Regions from separate parts of the Homo sapiens genome. Here region 2 is linked to region 1. A link is an interaction called in ENCODE POLR2A ChIA-PET data of the cell type or tissue named here. Cell type or tissue: Caco-2. All regions are shown on one strand.

Region 1 (2,500 bases):
AGTGAGCTATGATCATGCCATGCAGTCCAGCTGGAGCAACAAATCCAGACCTCGTGTCTAAATAAATAACTAAGTTATTTGTCTTTGGAAGTCATGTATAGGATGCTGGATGAATGACAGAAGGAGCCTGAGTCCCTGATGACCATTAAACCATCATTTTAGTCCAGGATTGCCTCCCTTTGTGCAATGAAAATAAGCTTTTATCTTGCTTAAGCCACTGTGTCAGGGCTTTTGGTTTTATATAGCCAGACCTAACCCTGATTTAAGAGCATACAGAGGTGCATGTGTATTACATTACAGTAAATTATGCAACCCTGTATATTCTCTGCCATTTGATATCAGCCTGATCTCCTGATCCCTGAGGAGGGTAGGAGGCTGGAGTTTGGGTTCAGTCACAGAGCCAGTGATTCAATCAATCATGCCCACATAAATGAAACTCAAAAAAACCCTCTGGATTCCAAAGCTTGGTGGAACTTCCTGGTTGGTGAACACATTGATGTGTCAGGAGGGCAACACCTCCTGACTCTATGAGGAAAGGACATGGAAGTTCTGCGTGTGGGACCCTCTCAGATCTCACCCAATGTTTCTCTTCATTTGGCTGATACTGATTTGTATCTATTAACATTATAACACAGCTGTTATATATATAGTGCTTTCCTGTGTTCTGTGAGTCATTCTAATGAATTATTGAACCTATGGGGGCCATGGGAACCCCTGAATTTGTAGCCATTGGTTCAGAGGTGACGGTGGTCTGAGGACTCCCAAACTTGCTGCTTGCATCTGAAGCAAAGACAGTTTTCTCAGGGACTATGCCCTTAACCTGTGGAGTTGGCACTAACTTTGGGTGGTTAATATTGGATTGCATAACCGTATTATACTTGATTGGTGGCTTCTACCAAAACAGTCTCACTAAAGACCTGGAGGCTTTGGAAGTTCCAGTTGAGAAAAGGATAATATTTGCACTGGAACAAACATGGCTACTCCCAAATTGCCAAGTGGCCTGCCCAGCCTTTCAGGCTTTCTTTACTTTTTTATCAGCAATTTAAGCCTATTCTTTTACTGGGTCAGTGGAGAAAGAAGGTACAAAAGTCAGGAGTCATAAAGAGATCAGCAGATGAAAACCACCAACTGAGAGATAAACTAGGGTTGAATAATCAGACAGGGTATGTGAATTTACTTCCCTGGACTTTGACCATTTTTCATGGAAACTTAAAGATAATACTTGGAGGTTATATTGCAACCTTTTGTAGATGATGTAATTTCTTCCCCTAAATGGTTGCTACCAGTCATGAAGCCACAATCTACCACCCATGTACCCATAATCTTTGCACAGATGGTACAGAAAGAAGCTCAAATTCTCAGCTTCTCTGGCTAAGTGATTCCCCTTGGGAGTTTAAAAGCCAACATTGAACATGGAAATTACACTAAAAAAATTATAATTGCATTTCTTTTTCAAAGAAGCAGAACCAGAAGAAAAACTTTTAGCCTGTTTCCTCACAGGTGAAACTAGACTATTAGAATAAAATAGCCTGTTGTTCAGCCTATTTGGAAGGTTTCAGTTGCTCCTTTTATCATCGGCTAAGACTTGAATTATAGAAGGCCAGAGGGTAATTAGATATATGCCTACTTGGTAGAGGTACTACACAGAGACTCTGCCTTTATGCTTGCAACTGTTGAATAGAAAACAGATGAGGCTAAGCAGACCACAGGACAGATGACATGTGATCACCTCTGCAGCATGGACATTGACCAGCAGCCATTTACACATCAGCCCGAATTTTTGAAACCTCCCTCAGAACATGGTCCTCAAATCTGGAATATCTTTTTCCTTTTTTTTTTTTTTTTGGTGGGGGGGGGTGCAGGGAACAGGGTCTCACTCTGTCACCTAGGCTGGAGTACAGTGGTGCGATCTTGGCTCGCAACCTCTGCCTCCCGGGTTCAAGCCATTCTCCTACCTCAGCCTCCCAAGTAGCTGGGACTACAGGTGCATGCCATCATGCATGGCTAATTTTTGTAATTTTTGGTAGAGATGGGTTTCGCCATGTTGGCCAGGCTGGTGTCGGACTCCTAACCTCAATTGATCCACCTGCCTTAGCCTCCAAAAGTGTTGGAATTACAAGCGTGAGCCACTGCACCTGGCCTACTTTTTTTTTTTTTTGAGATGGAGTCTCACTCTGTCACCCAGGCTGGAGTGCAGTGGCACAATCTCAGCTCACTGCGAGCTCCACCTCCCAGGTTCACGCCATTCTCCTGCCTCAGCCTCCCAAGTAGCTGGAACTACAGGTGCCCGCCACCACCTACCCTTTTTCTTTAGACAAGAATTAAAAGAATATTCGTTTTACCTCCCTCCCTTCTCAACGTGAGCCCTTTCCTCAAGTTTGGCCAAACATCTCACTCCTCCCTCCTCTCAAGTTCATTCCCACCCTCTCAGTCAGGTCACTGGCAGAAAACTCATGGCACACTTCAGCAATTTGAGGAGAGTTTAGTAAAGGTGTGGACA
Region 2 (2,500 bases), 120 kb before region 1:
GTGACAGTGAACAAGTAAGTGTTGCACAGCCTGTAATACCAGGAGTCCTTTTAAATACATCTAACAGATCTGAGCTGCTTGTTCTAACCTGTTTTTTGTTCTTTTCCTGGTCTTTCTTCCCCTTATTGTGAATGCCTAGACCCCAGAGAAGCCTCCCTCCTCATCTGCACCTCCAAGGTACCGTGTGGGTTTCTCCCCATCTGTACAGAATGTTTGCAATTTTTTACCAAATGGGAAAAATAAAGCCTTATTTAGTACTTTCACATTTTTTGTCATGGGAAGGAGCTGAAGGATCACAGTAAAAGGAAAGTACCTGTTTAATATTTTGGAAGCTTAAATCAGCCATAGGGAGGTTGTTAACCCTATAGAAGCGAGAGCCCCACACTCATCTACATCATCAGTATAGATGTTAAAGATTTTTAAGAGTTTACAGGCTGGGCGTGCTAGCTCACGCCTGTAATCCCAGCACTTTGGGAGGCTGAGGTGGGCAGATCACTTGAGGTCAGGAGTTCGAGACCAGCCTGGCCAACATGGTGAAACCCTGTCTCTACTAAAAATACAAAAATTAGCCAGGCATGGTGGCGCATGCCTGTAGTCCCAGCTACTCGGCAGGCTGAGCCAGGAGAATCGCTTGAACCCAGGAGATGGAGGCTGCAGTGAGCTGAAATCGTGCCACTGCACTCCAGCTTGGGTGACAGAGCGAGACTCTGTCTCAAAAAAGGAGTTTACAAACAAGCTTAAAATACAATTTATCATCAGTATTAGGTAATCAATATTTGAAAAGTTAAACTGACGAGCCCAGTGTTTTAATGGAGGTAACAGATTTGCTGTTTTCAATAAAGCTCAGTTATTTCCAGAACTTCTTTTCCATTATGCCTGTTTTCTTAGTTACATGAATTTTCATATTGTTTCAGCTGCTTTTCAAAATGACCAGCAGTACATTTTAGTGTGATGGGAAATGGAATAAGCCAGCCATACTTTAGGAAATGTGATGATTTAATTTTTGAAAATATGAACTATTTGAACTTCTTTTATAATACTTTCCTCTGGTAATATGCCAGGTACCTGCCTTTCATGGACAAAGTTATTTTACTCACTTGAGATGTGCTCATCCACTCAGAGACGACATTAGCAATAAAATCTTGTCCATTATGCAGGGGATGTTACAGTTAATGTGGAGGAAGCCCATGTGATTATGTGCACTCTTACAGATTCATAAGGTTTGCTTGTTCAATTATATCTTATTTTGTTCAGTAATTTCTGGTGGGTTATGATGACTCATAAAACATGACAAGGTAGCCTAACTTCTAAAAGTGGAGGAAAAGGAAAAAGAAGAGACCAAGCGGGGGTACAAATTTGAGGCAGGAGTAACATTGAGAGTGTATCCCCTTTTGCTCATCACTGGCTTACGCTCTTCAGCTGCCATGGAGACAGGGCCACCAACTGGGTGCAGCATTTCTGTGAGGAAATTATATAGTGGTATCGTGTGTGTTTTAAAGTTACCTCAACTAGTGATTTTGTTATTGTTTAATAATTTTTATTCTAATATGTGTTATTTATGAATCTATTTTGAAAATATTTTAGGTAGATTTGAAATCTGTCCAGATTATAGTTAATGACTTATTGCTTTAATTAATACCATCTAGGGTGAAGCTTTAAGATTATATATGCTTTGAAATTATATATGTGTCTAGCAGTGTGATCAATGTGTTTTCTTACTAACTTAGATTTATTGCCCCATTCTTAAAATTTGGAGTAGATAATCTCTACTTTGTCTGACATTTGGGGATGATCCCTAAGCCACTTACGAAGAATGGTCCGTTTTGTAGTTCTTCCAGGAAGTGTGAGTGGTTGGTTACTTTTGAGTTCACCTTGCAAAGGAACACCATTTATATTTAGTGGTCTTTGGCTACCACCCAGTTCTTGTTTAGAGAATATAGGGAGATTTTAACTTACTGGCTTTTCTTACAGAAATTAATTTGATTTGGTTATGTGTAACAGAGACCAGCAAACTTAAAAGGATCAGATAGTAAATATTTTAGGCTTTGTGGGCCATATATGTCTCTATTGCAGCTGTTCAAATCTGCCATTGCAGCATAAAAGCAAACATAGTACATTAAAAAAATGGGTATGGGTGTCTTCCAATAAGACTTTATTTAGAAAAGCAGGCAGCCAGCCTAGGCAATGGTTTACCAACCCTTGATATGAAGCACCCAGCATCTAACTTAAATTTTGGATCACTTGACATATTCTTCAGGAGTAAAATTTCACAGGCTTCTCTTTTATGCATTTATCTGGCAATCAGTTTTCAGAGGTTTTTGCTTTTCTATTAAACTACTTTGGGCCTCTCTCAGTTGGATGACATGATAGTTTAGCAGTGTATCTAATACCAAGGCCCGCCCTTTTGAGTAGCAGGAAAATGGGCAAGGGAGAAAGAAGAAATCCACCTTGTATCGTGCCTTCTAATTTTATCTTTTGGTTGCTTTGCAGTGCTCCACAG

The links. Peaks named below come from ENCODE experiments on the same cell type or tissue, not always from the same donor. Only the 100,000 strongest peaks of a DNase experiment are listed, where the experiment ranks them.
Region 2: POLR2A ChIA-PET joins it to region 1 with 10 read pairs; 4 of 35 experiments call an interaction of 5 or more read pairs at or near these places.

The regions. Positions count from the first base shown.
Region 1 is chr4:87,227,591-87,230,090 of GRCh38, forward strand. It overlaps a transcript of KLHL8 not described here. Among named protein-coding and RNA genes, the nearest start is that of KLHL8, 8.2 kb to the left of the region's middle. In Caco-2, no CTCF peak of the experiment used is centred here; a DNase peak (open chromatin) is centred at 1,001.
Region 2 is chr4:87,105,669-87,108,168 of GRCh38, forward strand. It overlaps AFF1 (ALF transcription elongation factor 1), which reads left to right. Exons shown (of 21, transcript NM_001166693.3): 9 at 1-14; 10 at 140-177; 11 at 2,491-2,500. Among named protein-coding and RNA genes, the nearest start is that of KLHL8, 110 kb to the right of the region's middle. In Caco-2, no CTCF peak of the experiment used is centred here; no DNase peak of the experiment used is centred here.